Regions from separate parts of the Mus musculus genome. Here region 2 is linked to region 1. The links are chromatin loops, found by intact Hi-C in ENCODE. Cell type or tissue: gastrocnemius. All regions are shown on one strand.

The links. Peaks named below come from ENCODE experiments on the same cell type or tissue, not always from the same donor. Only the 100,000 strongest peaks of a DNase experiment are listed, where the experiment ranks them.
Region 2: it touches region 1 in a loop (4-fold over the local background); 17 of 42 quality-filtered maps call a loop at or near these places.

Annotation. Positions count from the first base shown.
Region 1 is chr17:68,837,921-68,845,920 of GRCm38, reverse strand. Tmem200c (transmembrane protein 200C) reads right to left here. Exons shown (of 2, transcript NM_001206661.1): 2 at 2,783-5,597. The coding sequence starts at 5,497. The coding sequence ends at 3,584. Among named protein-coding and RNA genes, the nearest start is that of Tmem200c, 4.8 kb to the right of the region's middle. In gastrocnemius, a CTCF peak has its summit at 4,096 (motif pointing left); DNase peaks (open chromatin) are centred at 5,216, 5,504, 5,832, 7,581 and 2 more places; H3K4me3 peaks cover 2,199 bases; H3K27ac peaks cover 1,173 bases.
Region 2 is chr17:68,172,278-68,180,277 of GRCm38, reverse strand. No RefSeq gene overlaps it. Among named protein-coding and RNA genes, the nearest start is that of Gm36312, 11 kb to the left of the region's middle. In gastrocnemius, CTCF peaks have their summits at 2,259 (motif pointing left) and 3,323 (motif pointing left); DNase peaks (open chromatin) are centred at 2,252 and 3,321.

The DNA of each region.
Region 1 (8,000 bases):
ATATAACAGTTCTTAACATTTACTGAAATTTTTGTGTGCCAAGAATTGTTCTAAGTCCTTTAAGTATATTAGTTTATTTAGCCCTCCCTTGAATAATTAATCCTATGAGTCAAATGCTATTATTATTGCTATTTAACAGACTGAGAAACCCAGGCAGTGTTATGTAAGACCTGGAAGTCACACTTTGGGCCACTGTACTCTACTGATTACACATTGGATTTTTTTTAAAACCTAAAATTATTCTGGGAGAGAAAAAAAAAAGAAGCCCATATGAAATAAGTGTACATAGCATTGATATCGTTGGAAATGAAACTAATGAAGTGTTCATAGCACTGCCCATGTGCCAAACCTGATACGAGCACTTCCTAGGTAGATTAAGCCATTTTGTCAGTACCTGGTCTCTGTGAGGTAGGTCCCGCTTTAATTCCTACTGTATAGCAAGAGAGACTGAGAGGAGAGTCTGAGCAGTTCAATGGAGACCCCCTCACTCAGTACAGGGCAGAAGTTCAAAGGAAGAGGGAACAAACCTGCTGTCACTGCAAACAGCTCAGCACCTTTCTCCCACCATTGCTGCTCTGCCCTGAACAGGTTGATGTGGTCTTTCTAAATCTCCAAAGCTGTGTTTATTATACATAAAAGGTGGGGAATTCTATGGTCTGGAAAGTCCAAGTATCCTTACTGATTGGGTCCAGAGATCTCTGAAAACTTACATAAATGCATACCTATGCCATTTGCTGCATTCAAACACAAGCATTGGTTTTCTATCTGACTGGATCCTAGCATTTCTCTGCACATCTGTATGAGTGGCCCTGCAAGGACATCTAATAGGAAGTAAAGAAAGAAAAAAAAAGATTGAAATAGTCTCCAGAATTTCTAATCACATCCCATCATTCACCAGCAGGTCTAAATCTTTGTAAATCTTTGTAAAACCTTTACAACTGACCATATCTAAAGCCCTGGGCAAGCCCTCCATCCTTTGACTTCAGGCTGTTTCTCTGTGGTCAGGAAGTAGAGCTGCCACGCAGGTTCATTGATCTTATATATGAAGCTGGGAGATAAATACATGGACCTCAGTAAATAGTAAGAAAAAATTAGCATGGCTATTGCAGATTTGTTCTCTATAGTTGTTAAGGCTGTGAATCACCACAGGACATACAGAGTAGCACTTGATATTGAGCTAGGTTAGGTTGCTTAAGGATTTAACTTCAGGAGGCCTCTATATGAAATTAACATGGGCAATTAGTGTTTATGTAAAATGATCCAAATAATTAACCCATCAGTATGAGTAACTGCAGTCAGTCAGTCATTTAGGCTGAATTTTCTGGTTTGCAGGGGAATTTTTTATTCTGCCCATCCCTCCTTAGTTAAGCTAAGAGAGAATAACTTTATAATTTGTTATATGTTCTGGGGACTGGAAACAGCACTGAAAAATATCCAGGCCTTTTTTTTTTTTTTTTTTTTTTTTTTTTTTTGGTTAACTTTTAAATAACATACTCTCTAACAGTAGAATGAATGAAGATACAATGATGGGGGAGGGGTGTTGTACTTGTTTGTCTCTCTCATCTGTTAGAAACTCACTTTTGCTTTATAGAAAAGCTCAATAAATTAATCCAGAGACTCAAGTTATTAGCTTAGTGTGTATAGTTTGAGGAAACATTAGGTCCATTTAAATTTCATTACAGAAAGTTATATGGAAGTTTATGGAGCATATCTTTTGCTAAGTTGTGTGTACAAATATAAGATTGTATCCAGCATAAACCCAATACCCTGAATTTAAGTTAAGCTCTTAGAGCTGAAGGGGATCACAAAGATTACATCGTTCACCAGAGGCCCAAAAGGATTAAGAGATTTGTCTGTGTTTCTGCAGATAATGAATAACCACCCCAGATTGCAGAAGCCCCTGGGTGGGGCCTGGCCTTCTGCTGCAGCGGGCAGAAGATACATCACAAGGGTAGACATAATGACAATAGCCCCTGGGATAAATTGTATCTCTTCAGAAATTCCACTAGAGACTGTGCTCTAAGCCTGGCTTCTGCTCTCCCTCTCAGCTGTGTAGTAGCTTCCTTTAGAGCTTTGTGGCTCTTGTTAACCTCATCTTACAGATCTGAGGGCAGAGGTCTGTTTGTCTGCCCTTAAGAGTTCCACAGCTAGCAAATGCCATGAGATCCTTCTATCCCAAATCCATGTACCTTCTGCAGCATGGCGCGAGGAGCCATACGAGCACATCTGTCACCAGGTTTTCTTTAAAAGCAGTGGTTATGTCTTAGGCCATGAAGTCGCAGGTCACACTCCAAAGAAGAAGGAGCAGTACTGTAAATTGTTTTGTTTTCTGGCCTTGAAAACTGGCTAGCTGACAGATTGTGAACTATTTCAGAATTATTATAGCATGACTGTGTGGCTTATGTCAGCCAGAGATGCAGGAACATGGACCCCAAATCAAAATCAAATAGAGAAACATTCATGGGTGGGAAGGGAGTTTTTAAGCCTGGCATCCCTGTAATTTAAACTTCAGGTTAACTACAAGTATTATAGAAAAAAATATACTACTTATTCAAAGAAATACACAGGGGTCACATGCTTGCCTCTGTCTTCAAGTTAAAAACATACTGGAAATGGGTTGGCTGGCTCACTCACACCTTCACAGACGACCCTCTGTCACTCTGGGAGAAGGTGACTACAGTCTGAACAGGCAAATATTATATTTTGGATTTAGGAGAGAAATTGTTAGGGGCTTCCTGTGCTCTAGAACCACGAGAGCTCAAGCAAAATGAGGCGATATTATGTTTAACTGTTTGGGAACTTTTTATTAAAAAAAGACTTTAAATATTAATGTTATTTTCCATACAAGTGTGATAATACTCAGTAATGCATGGTGTACTTGGTCTTGTGAGTTTAAGAATGTCACAATCCAGTGTAGTTGCTGGCGCCCTCTGGTCTTCACATACCCTGGTAGCAAAATTCAAATATCCCTTTTAAAAAATAGAATCCTTTGGACAGCTGTAGATAAGCGTGGGGTGAGGCAAGGGGGCCCTCGTTCCCGAATACTCATGCTTTGGGGCTTTGACTCCACCTAGAAAGTTCAATTCTAAGAGAATTGACACAAACTCTTCTAGACTCTGCAAGAGGGCAGAAATAAAAAGCTTGTTATTCCTTTACAAGCAGCTACGGATGAAGTCAGCAGCAGAGTCCAGGAGCGAGGGAAGCTGGGCGGGGCTGGACAAAGAAAAATAGGAGTAAAGTACAGAGTTACTGTCAAAAATATATTATTTTGATCCTAAGAAAATTAAGAGAGTTTCATCTAATGAACTAGATTGTGATCTTTTAATACATTTGGTTTTCATCGAACGTACAATCACCATCGGACGTAAAAAGACGACTTTGTTTCTTTAAAAAAAATTGCTTGAGTTATCTACAGGAAGCTTGTGAACGTAATTCAAGGATAATATTCTGCAGCTCTTTGGATATTGAATGGTTTCCTCGGACCTGTCCACAGGGGAATCGGGGTAGGGTGGGTGGGTGGGGCTTTTAATGCAGAGTCCAGTGGGACTCTACCAGCGTGTCTCCTTTCCCTGTCCCGCCCTCCCTAGTTGGAAGACTTTTTCAATTCGGGGTCTTCTACTCCTGGGGTGTGAGACCTGGAAATGAGGAAGAGTTTCTCCTTGTTTGTAAACTGCCTCTGCACAGACAGAGGCTCCGCCCTAGTTGGCCCTGGACTGGGACCCTCGGGGGAGCTGTGCTCAGTACTGGGATCTGTAACATCCTCACAGTCTAGCCTTTTCTTGGCCACCACATCCACGACCGACTCTACAGAGGTGTCAGCCTCCCTCAGGGGGGTGTAGCCCTTATTGCTGCTGGACTGGTCATCCGACTGAGAACTGTGGGAATCCCGCCGGACGCGGGGCGAGTCCTCCTCGGGGCGCAGAGGGAGCGAGGGCGTGGCGGCTGTAGCAGAGGGGCCTGAGTCCAGGTTCTCTGCGCTCGAGGAGGGTGGGGGCTCGGGCGACGGTGGAGCCCGATAGTCCGGGAGCCCACTGGTGCTGCGGCGCCGCCAGGCCGCGTACCTGCGGGTCCTGGGCAAGCGGCCGCCCTGCCCCCTGGCGGTGCGTGCTGTCTTCGCGCCCTCGGGCTCCCCGGGCTCGCAGGAAGCCCAGCGCGCTCCTCCCTCGGCTCCCCGGAGGTCGGTCAGGCTCAGGTCCAGTTCTCCCCTGGGGAGATCCCGGGAGCCGCGTTCCCCGGGAGGTCTATGCCAGCTGCAGCTTGCGCCCTCCGAGTCCCCGTCTCTGTCCCGATCCCCTTGCAAGGGCAACAGGGCGAAGGCGCTCAGCGAGGAGCCCACGAGGGAGCTGGTGGTGCTCTGGCGCCCCCAACTCCCGGTTGGGCTGCAGGGCGCCGGGCTGCTGCCGCCGCTGGCAGCCGCGGTGACAGTGGCAGTGGCCGCAGCCACCGCGGCAACTGTGGTCCGGCGATGGCCAGCCCTACTGGAGCGCTCGCGGTAGATGCTGTACACGGCCTCTGTCAGACTTGGGGGCTCCCGTGGACAGCGCGGAGATGAAGCCAGGTCCGGCGGGGACCCTGCCTCCTGAGTCTCACCGCTGCCTCCGTCCAGCCCAGTGGGGTGGGGCCATGAACCCCTGGCCAGCATTGCAGCAGCCCCAAAGGCGTCCGCAGAGCCCGCGCAGCTGCCTGGCTTCAGCTCCAGGCCTCGAGATTGCACGTAGCTGAGAAAGCCATTGAGCGGCGCTGCCCCGTGGGACGCGGAGCCGGGGGCAGCCGCGGAGGAGGAAGCCGCAGCCGCGGCGGCCGCAGCAGCAGCTGCTGCCAGATCTTTGGCGCGGAGACTGTGCACGTCGATGACAGTGGAATAGAGGTCCCGCAGGTTGATGATCTTAGTTTTTTTGTCCCTGTTCTCATGGAGCACCGCGTTGGCGCAAATGAAGAGGAAGATGCCTATACCCATGATGAGGGGCCCGAAGACCTTTAGCTTGTCTGAGTGCAAGTAGCCTGAGAAGATTCGGAAGAAGAAGCCCACCGACGTGGAGGAGGAAGAGGAAGAGGAAGAGGAAGAGGAAGAGGAGGTGGCTGCAGATCTTGCAGGAGGCGGACTCCAGGGCCCGCCCACAGAACTGGAGTTGGCACCCCCTGGGGTCCCAGAGTGGCTCTTGGCTGGGTTTTTGTTGCCATTGCTGCTGTTGCTGATGGCCCCAATGCGATGGCTACTGCCCACAGGCAGTAACTGCTTGCTCCCACCTCTGTTGGCGGCGTTGGCTTTTGGCCAGTAGCCCACCACGGCCATGGCTATGCCCACCAATAGCACTAGGATCCCACAAAGGGCAATGAGCCCCGAGATGGAGCACAGCTTCAGTTTGCCTTTCACCACCACCACGTCGTTTTTACGCCTCTTCTTGGCTTTCCTCTTGCGCTTAGGGACCTGGCTGGGGGGCCGGAGAGGATCCTGCTTTCTCGCAGATATTCTCAGTAGGCCACCGGTGGCGATCATGGTGAACTGGTGGAATGCAAGGCTAGCCCGTAGGGCTGCTGCGGCTGAAGCTTGTGTGGGGGGAGCGCCAGCTGCCCACTAGCTGCTTGGTCACCTCCTCCTGCGCAAAGTAGAGGAACACAGTCAGAGGGTGCTGGGCTTGGCTGCCGGAAACCGCCCACGTGCCAGGATTGCCCCTGCCCCTGGATGGAACTCCAGGTGTGTCTCCACCCCCACCCCAAAGCTGTGTACACAAATCAAAGACCAGTTTGTGCGATGGAAAGAAACGGTGGTTTGAACCAGTTTGAGAAAAACTTTCCTCTCTCCCCATCCCATCCCCCACATGTTCCAAGACCCTCTATCTGAAAGCTTCCTGGCTGGCAGCCAGTGGGAGCCCTGACATACTTGTAAATCCTGTGGATGTGGAGACTCAAAAGTAATGTTTGAGGACTTTCTTGGTCAGAGCCTTTCCCCATACCCTACCCCTGCCTCTCACTGCAATGGAAAAGTTTCCCAAAGCAGGGGCCTCTGGTGTACCAGGCCTCTGAGCCAGGACATTTGCCCAAGTGGGGCCCAAAGTCACCAAACAGTTCTTGAAAGTTACTACTGTATAAAAAGAAAGGAATTTAGTTCCCAGGATGAGAGCGAAACGCCACACACGCACGGACAGGGTGGCTGACTTCAGATGACTGACACTGTTCATCGCCCAGAAAATCTAAGAGATATTACTTCAATACCAGCAACAGATCTTTCCACAAAGTTGCCTCGCGGCTACTCAAATCCTGGACCACTAGGCACGCAGGGGCTTCTCCCGATCCTCTCATCTCAACTTTGCAACATCTGGACAGCTTCTTGGTATGGAATATTTCCTTTTAGGTAATTGTTATGTAACCCAGCTCTTCCTCTGGCTTTCTCTCCTCCCCTGGAGGAACTCCCTTTAAAGGTATCTTGTGCTAGATTTCATCAGGGGATATGAGAAGTCCTCTGGACTCTCCCCAAGAAAGACCTTTCTCTTGTGTGGGAAAATGACAATATTAGAAAATTCGACCACAGTAGCTTTCTGACCCTTGATTAATATACCAACAGTATTCTACAGAACCCAAGTATTCAAATGAATAGGCAATTACCTAGGTAAAGCAGTCCTCATAATGATGATTTATAGGAAGGCATTTCCACAAAGAAAAGCTGTTTTCTCCATCCTTTCTCAGGAGGTCATTTTAGGGGTGGGGGTGAGGGGTGGGGTGAGAGAGAGGAGGCAGCAACCATGGCTTAGCTCTGGGGAGCTCTTTGGGTTGTTGACTATACAGTTTAAGCAGGAATAAGAACTGATGCCCATATGTGGTTATCTATCAAATGTTAAAAGTCCAGTCCTGCTGGGTCTTCAGAGTGCATTCTCTATGTTCCCTTCTATAACAGAGATGCTAAAAATTAAGGGCATTATGTTGCTCTTAAAGATGACCATCACAGGCCTTTGGACACACACACACACACACACACACACACACACTTTGCAAGGCAGTCCATGTAGTAGAATAGATTTGAAAATGTAAGTTATTTGGGTAGAATTTCGCTTTTAATTGGTGCTTAAGTGAGGAGCTATGACCCTTGATTCCTTCTGGTATATCAATCTGGTTATGATCTTTTCTCCACATGGGCAAGCAAATGGCAGTCAGGTTTTTTATTGTTTGCAAAGAACAATATCTCTTTGGAACTTGGTTGGAATTCAGTAAAGAAATCCTAAATGTTTTAGGGAGGTGTCAACAGTGAGACCACATCTGCAAACCTTTAAAATCTGGTTTTTAAAAGGTCCTCTACCAGTAAGTATAAACACCAAATATACCGGAGAAGTATATTTGGAGATACAGGAGAGTACGTACAAATACACAGGAGAGTAAGTATAAACACCAAATATACTCGCCCCACATGTTTATACTTATTGTATGTCGCAACATAAAATTTGCTGCTTTAGTTGAACTGTAGGCTCCAGGTCTTTAATAGTCTTGAAGTCTAGATTGGCTTCAAGAGACTTTAAGGTCTAGGCATTTTAGAAACAAAGCCAGCTTCAGCAGCCAGGGTGGCTCTCTGAAGAGAGATGCCCCCCGGGAGCTGGATGTCATGAAAGAGGCACCTTTCTGCATTCCTCTTCTGCAAGCCAGCTTTACATCCAGCAGAATATAAGAAAAGTTGGAATAGATTTTAACAAGGTTTACAGAAGATGTTTAAAATTAGTTTAATAGCTTCTAATTATTCCCTAGTTTATTATTCTTCCAGCTCTCTTGAAAGACGAACTCCTTTTCAGCATATCACGATCTGACACAGAATACTGACAGAGGTCAGGTGACACAGAAAAGCCCCCCCCCCCCAAGCTTTCCTTAGACCAAAGGAAGGAAAACAAACTTAGCAGTGGATCTGTCTGCCTTTGCAACTGGCTGCCTGGCGCGAGTCCTGCCTTGGTTAAGGAATGGAGGATGGGGAAATCAAATGAGGGATGTCTAAAAATACAACTGCTTCCAAGAGAGAGAAT
Region 2 (8,000 bases), 670 kb after region 1:
CTCTCTGACCCTGCCAAAAATTCTTCCACATATGTAGGCACTTTGAAGTTAGGTATATGGTTCCTGCACCTTCTCATGAGCTGACCTTTTTATGATTACATGGATCCTTCTTTGCATCTTAAAACATTCTACTCATGCTCTGGTTGGGTGTGTATTCTTAGCATAGGCATTTTGCTCTTCTGTCCGATATGAGCATAGAGTGTTACTTTCCATTTCTCTACTCCCCTGTGTACCTGTAGTTCTAAAACAACTCTCTGGGACGTGTTTTATTTTTAACATGTTTTAGTTTTATTATCAAATTGACACAACCTAGAGTTACCTAGGACAGGGCGATCCTCAACTGAAGAAGTCCCTCAATCAAATTGCTCTATGGTTGGGTCTGTGAGGAACCGTGTTGATTGATGTAAGTGAGCCAGTCCACTGTGGGTGGCACAATCCCTAGGCGGGTGGCCCTCCACTGTATAAGAAAGCTGGCAAAGAGCAAGTTGGAGAGTGAGCAATAAGGAGCATTGCTTTGGTTTCTGCTCTCCTTTCCCTTGGCACTGGACCATAACCCAGAAGTATAGGCAGACATAGACCGTTGACTCCCATAAACTCATTTTGGTCCATGTTCTATTAACAGCAATGGAAACCAAACTCGACAAGGGTAAATAGTTGTAGCCTATGTTTTTATTCATTCAATGGCACTGCACCTTCTGATTGGGAAATAAATCCACTTATATGAAACAGTTATCAGTGAGGCTAGACAGACAGTTCTGTAGTTAAGTTGCCTTTTCAGAGGGCCCAGCATCTATTCCCAGCACCTACATGCTCACAACAATCATTAACTCCCGTTCTAGGTGAGCTGCCCTCTTCAGGCCTCTGAGGGTACCAGATACCCCCTTGGTTCAAGCTAAATACTCATACCTATAAAATAAATAAGTCTTCAAAAATCAAAAATAGAATCATAGACGGGGAAGGAGTATTCTACTCATTTCAGGGATTTTGTTTTTGTTTTTGTTTTTGTTTTTTTTAATGTGTCACACTTTTTGCCTCTCTTCCTCCTCCCAGGATTTTGTTTGTAGTTCATTATTTTCCAGTTTGGGGATTTTGATTGACAGGGCATGATCAGTATTTCATTTCGCTTTGTGTGCACGTGTAAATAGTTTCTTTTGTGTGACACTCCAATCACATGAAACAAAGTTGTAGCATTCTACTAAGTAACAATACAGTTACACATAGAACTTAAAAATGACAATCACCTAATTTCAACCAAATACAAACTCTCTGCTCTGTTTGTATCTCATGTTTTTAATGTTTATAAGTATTTTGTACCCATTACGAGATTTGTAGGGTTATTTTTTCACACTTATATTCTATAGACTCAAGTTAAAATACAGGTTGCCATATTTGCTCATATAAGTATTTTTGTATAAGACTTTGTGCTTCTTTCTGCACCCTCCTGTTCCAACCTGAAGGACTCCTTTTCTTTTTTAATGGAGCCAGGGTTTTTCATATTGACTCAAACATCCCACCACCATAAGCGTTCACTCCCGACAGCTATCTCAGTTAGGGTTTCTATCACTGTAGTCAAATACCATGATTGAAAGCAACTCAGTGAGCTTCACTCCTTTATCCACTTCCATATCACGGCCCGTTATAGAAGGAAGTCCAGGGCGGGACCTAAAGCAGAGGCCATGGGGCAGTACTGCTTACTGGCTTGTTCTTCATAGTTTGCTCAGCCTGCTTTCTTATACAACTTTGGGTTTGCCAAAGGCCAACCTTGTGGAGGCATCTCCTCAGAGAAGACTCTCTTCTCAGCTATGTCTAGGTTTATGTCAAATTGACCAAGACCAATGAGGAAAACACTTCTCCCTCTCTCTGTCTCTCTCCTTCCCTCTCTCTGTCTCTCTCTTTTCTCTCTCTCTCCCTCCCTCCCTCCCTCTCCCTCTCTCTCTGTCTCTCTCCTTCTTCCCTCTCTCTCTCCTTTACTCTCTCTCTGTCTCTCTTTCTCTCTCCCTCTCCCCCCTCTCTCTCCCTTTCCCTTTCCCTCTCCTCCTTTCCCTCCCCCTTCCCCTCTCTCTTTTTCTCCCCTCTTCCCCCCCAACCCCCATTTAACATTTTGTATAGAAGTTTCCTGTTAATGAACTCCAGCAGCTTCTCATCTGGGCAAGCCTCCATCTCCTCTTTGTTGCAGAAGGACAATTCTGACAACTACAATATTGTTTGACCTTTTTCTTTTAGCAGTTTGAATTCATCACTCCGCCCCCTGCTGGCCTACAAGGTTTCCACAGGGGACTCTGATAGGAAATTTCCTCCAGTGTGCTGGTAGCTAATCTTTGGCTGCTCCTTACTGGTTTCAGACGGCTACCTGAACTTGCACAGGACTGTTCTTTGGCTTCACCATAGCTGGAGTTCTTCTTGTGTCTAAAATGTGAATATTTTATTACCTGCTTCCTTCTCTCTGTCTCTCTGCCTGCCCCCCACCCCCAAGGGGGTGCTAATCCTACAACTGAGTTTACTTACCTCCAATCCTGCATGTTCATTTCTTCCTTCAAATATGAGAAGTTGGCTGCCATCATATTCTCAAGTAAGTTCCCTCCTTCCCCCTTTCTCCTTACACTTTCATAACACGTGCACTAGCCCAGTTATTTGTGATATAAAGCCTAAAATTTAAAAAGCCTTTGATGCATGGAGGAGCGCAGCCTGCAGATGCCTGCCCTTCTTCATTCCTGTTCTCTTTCTGCACCCCAAAACTTGATGGTCTCAAACAAAATGTTCAAATTTACCGACCCATTATTATTATTATTATTATTATTATTATTATTACTATTTTATCTAATCAAGTCTTCTTTATCTTCGCTGTACATTCAGTGTCCCTATGATAGAGCCTTTTGCCAAATTACTCTAGTGAATTTTTCAGGTCAATTATTTTATCTTTCAGTTCTAGAATTTGATTCATATCTGTAATTTTGCTGCCATTTGTATTCTCATTTTTATCTGTGACTTGCTTTGTGTTCAGTTGTCTGTGTTCTCTTTCTAAAGCACATCGACCGTCTTTATGACTGAGTTTAAACTGTCAAGAGCTCACAGGTCCCCATTTTACGGTCAACTTCTGAGCCTTTGTTGTGCTTCATTAGGCCGTGCTCCCTTGTCCTGTCCTTTGCTGGCCTTGCAGTCATTTACTGCGATCTTGGCATTCGGGATTTTTTTTTTTTTTTTTTTTTTTTTTTTTTTTTTTTTTTAAGACCTACAAAACCAAAATGAGAACAGGGCTGCAATCAATTGGGGTTGCCTACCAAACTGCTTCTGAGATCTTGCTCCCCCTTGTGCCCACCTGGGAAATTACATCCTTAAAGTGCTGTTCCCCTTGGTTTTCAGGGGTCCTTGAAATCACCCCAATGGATTAGTGTTCCCGGGTAAGGAGAGCCAGACCATCTAGTGGGTATCCTGCCCTGGTGTTTCGACAGTGGAAAGGGAACTACACAGAGGTGGCATACATTGAATGTCCCCTCACCTTGGCAAGCACAGTTCACCATGACTTAATATATGAAAAGTCATTAAGTCCTATTTATTGCCTTGCAAGAATCATGGAGCAATAGATACACTATAGTTTTGTTTTGTTTCGATTCAAAATGGACCTATAAATTGTCTTTTCGGTTGATGCTCTACTAGAACTATCGCCCCGTGAAAATTAAATAGTCTTCTGTAACACAATTTTCTTGGTGTGTATCTTGTTTTATTGATGACTGAGTTTTGAAGGAAGAAGATGATTACGTCATTGAAGAAGTGGCACAGAAGACTAGAGTGAAGGATCGGTGGCTAAGGACTTGCTGCTCAGCCGTGAGGTCCAGGGTTTAGATCCCAGCATGCAGTCAGATAGTTTCACTGTAAAGGACTGTCCAACTCCCATCTCTGAGGAATTTGCCACTCTCTTTTGGCCTCCATGGAGGCACAGACATTCACACTAGTGCACATATATCCAATACACATGTGCAGGCATAGTGCACATGCGTGTATACACTCAGACACATGAATAAATACATATTTTTTTGCATAAAGAAGTAGAATGAGAAAAAGATGAGGAGGAGGAGGATGAAGAGAAGCAGGGTAGAGAAGTGACCTCTCTATCCAAAGGAATCTGCATGGACAGGAACATATGGAATATATTGAAAAGGTGGTACATGGTGACATATTTGAGCCCAAGTTTGTCAGGACCCACAGTTCAAACTGTCTTTCATACACAAGTCACAATTCATACTTCAGGTCAACTTTCAGATATGATTAGTGTCATCACTCACCCACTAGTGGATTCAAATTCAGAAATATTTGCTAAGGTTTACAATGTGCTAAACTCCATCTTAGCTACAAAAAAAAGAAAAAGAAAAAATATTCCTGTCATCATAGGATTTATTGTCTTATGAGCCAAGACCTATAGAGGCACAAAATACAAGTAAAACCCATAGAAAACCCAAACTTAAATGTACAAGATGAGTCTACAAAGAGTTTAGGAAATGAAAAGCATTAGTGCAGTACTAGAGGGACGGCTCACAGGTTAAAATCACCGCCACTCTTGCAGAGCACCTGGATACTTTCCCAGCACCCACATTTTTGCTTATAACTATATGTAACCCCAGTTCCAGGGATCAGATGCCCTCTTCTGACTTCCATGGGTTCCCGTACTACACATATGTAGTATACATGCACACACTCAGGCAGACACAATAAATAAATAAATAAATAAATAAATAAATATTTAAAGTACTATTAAGCAGCGTTTTTGGAAGGTCACAGCTGTAGACTACAGTCATGCTCTGGTTCCCAGTAGAACAAACCAGGACATAGTAGACTCCCTGGTGCTGAGTGACATATGGAACCAAACTTTGAAACAGACCCGTTGTCCAAATATGGGAGAGTCAGAAGAGTGGATCAGAAGGAGTGCAGTTCACCTGGCCAGCATGCCACTGAACAAAGACTTCTCCGTTTCTTTTACATAGAAAGTAACTTTGAAGCCATTTTTTTTTTTAAGATTTACTTATTTAATGTATGTGAGTATACTGTAGCCGTCTTCAGACACACCAGAAGAGGGAATTTGGATCCCATTACAGATGTAGTGGTGGTGCATGCCTTTAATCCCAGCACTTGGGAGGCAGAGGCAGGAGGATTTCTGAGTTCGAGGCCAGCTTGGTCTACAGAGTGAGTTCCAGGACAGCCAGAGCTATACAGAGAAACCCTGTCTCTAAAAAACAAACAAACAAAAAACCAAACAAAAACAAAAACAAAAAACAAAAACACCAAGCAATTGATGTAATTTCTTATCCCCATCCCTGCCTTCTTCAACATCTTTCAGTCTAGGCAGTCAGCGACCCTTACTCAGCTCAGCAGACTACACTGTATTGCGTAGAAGGAGCTAGTCTCCATCTCTACAGCAGCAAAATTTCCATACATAATGGAAAATTTCCCATCATCATCATAATGATGAGAAGGTTCAGTAGGTAAAACCTGATGCTACCAGAAGTCATGTGACAGGGACAAGCCATGTGATGCATGCTGCTGCGTTCTCTCTATTTCAGATCCACTCTGTCTATCCCATTCTGTGTTGGTCGTGCTGTTGAATTGAGCTCACAATCTAAGGTTTGGAGCAAGTGCCAGAATCCACCTTGCTGGCTGATTTAAGCTCCTTCCAACTTAAACTTCCTTCTGTGCAGCACTCTCTATGGGGTTCAGAGCAGAGCAGTTTCCAGACATTGGGAGAATGGACTCAGGAATATTTTGTTTTACACACTGATTGTTCTCAGAAGTCTCAGGGCCAAGCAGACAGCACTTGTCAGTGAATGGCAGTGCTACTACCATCTCTGTTATTTCCATGAGTTCAAAGCCAGCCAAGGGACCATCTAAAGGGGCCGTGAAACAGATTGACGTCGATGAGCTACTCAGTCTCTTGATGATACTGTTTGCTCCATGGGCTACATCCACGCTTGCCTTCACCCTCCTAATGTGAGTCTTTGGCATTTTAGCATACTAAATTGACATTTCAAACTGAGTGGGTGGTTGATATTGTCTTGATTTCCTGTGTGCAGAATATTAATTGCCTCGTGGTAAAACAGTAAAAAAAAATTACATACATATAAGAAGGTGAAATGGGAGATATGTTAATTATTAATATTAACGTAGTAATATTGAAATGTGATCTAATCATTTGCATACAAAGCCCCCAACTAACATGCTCCCTAATTAAAACTTCATGCATTTATGGAGGAAAATTATTTAACTGAGAGAGTGAAGAACTGAGGACAGGAAAAAATGAGAGCAGCCTACACACCTTACTACATAGATTAAGGTTTGAAGAAATGCACTCAGCTTGGGGCTTTCTTCCTTCTCCCTCCCCCACCTTGGAATCGATTTAAAGGCAAGGCTATTTACCCAGCTGAAGTGTGCTGTGGTGTGAATGTGTAATCACAATTACCGTGAACTTTACAGAAGAAGAAAAAGAAGGTGTCTTTAGAATGATAATGTCACTCGGCTATCTTGGTGCTTGGCTCTGAATCATCTAATAAGGTTGGCTGGTGATAACAGCAGTGCCTATGAATTCTTATCTTAGAGAGAAGGCCAAACCTTCTCATTTAAATAGAGTTTAATTTGGAAATGCAATGATGTTAAACCTGAATTAGCAGCACTATTCTGATCTGTAATACTGTCATCTTAGGTCTGTTGCTCTGAGTGACAGGCATGAAGATTTGCTTGCTCCACAACGGAAAAGGAGACCCATGAGTGAGTACTCTAAACTTCTACTTCCCGTAGGGATGCAAAGATGCTGATGGCCCATGGCCTGTGAAAGATAGGTCTTCATCCACATAGGCTGATGCCAGTGGACCACCAGAAGCTAAAGCTAAAGTCCGTCTTCCCGGGAATGATGTATCAGTCTCTCCTAAACCAGAGCTGGTGTGTTTATCCCATGACTGGAGAAGGGACTCTGTCCTTTGAAAATGGGTGGTGAAACAGAGGTGCCACACAAGTATCCCACATGGGAATGGAGCGCGTTTGGAGCCATGTAGTAGTGTGGTTTCGTGAGACTCTTCCAGTGAATCCCAAGTGTGGAATTCTCAAACACCACAGATCCAGACGCTGGCCATCCAACATCAGGGTGTCAGTGTGGTTCGTGCTCTCTCTGAGGTACCCTGGAGAACACTCTCTGCCTGTCCAGCTCAGGTTGGGTTCCCTGTGGCTTGGGTCTTTGTGGCTGCTTCTCTGCTTTACCATCATTCGCAATCCATCGTCAGGGTACCCACTTCCCTTTTGTCTCTAAATAAGGAAACCGAAACTTGGGCCTTGGCTGGATGCTCCAAAAAGACCTCATGGTCAGATTCTTAACTTATGTAAATAAGAACCTCATCTCCAAAGAGTGTCACAATCACCGGTGACAGGGGTCAGAACATGCACAAAACTCTTGGGTCCATCCTTCTACTCACAATGGGTAAAGGGCTCAGCTAAGAAGTGAGCAGGGAGGCCTCTTTTCTTTTCTTCCTACTGGGAAATAAAGGTGTTTTTTGCTGCAGAGTTCTTGGTTCCCTGGTGCTTTCTGAACCTTGAGCACCACCTCTATGTACACAAAAGAAAGAACAAAAAGCCCAATCAGGGCAAACAGACCCCATTCATTTCATAAATGCTCTCTAGGGGTCCTTTGCCAGTGATCCCAACATAGAACCTAGCCATATGGTCCACACTTGTGACTGGGGGGGGGGGGGGCTAGATACCAAGCATTCTGTCTTTCCAACTCTGTGATAGAGGAAAACAAGGAACAAAGCAGCCTGAGTGACTTCCTGAGGCCAGTCCTTAGTATTCATAGGAACTGATCACCAGGAAACATGACAGTGGCTTCAGAAGACCCTGTAAGGTCAGCTTGAATGGTACACCACCTTGATGCTCCATTTCCTGCCAATGGTACTTGGTTTGGCTTATGTTACATAGCTACATAACCCTTTATGAATATTGATGGCATGTGGCTTACATATGTAAATTAA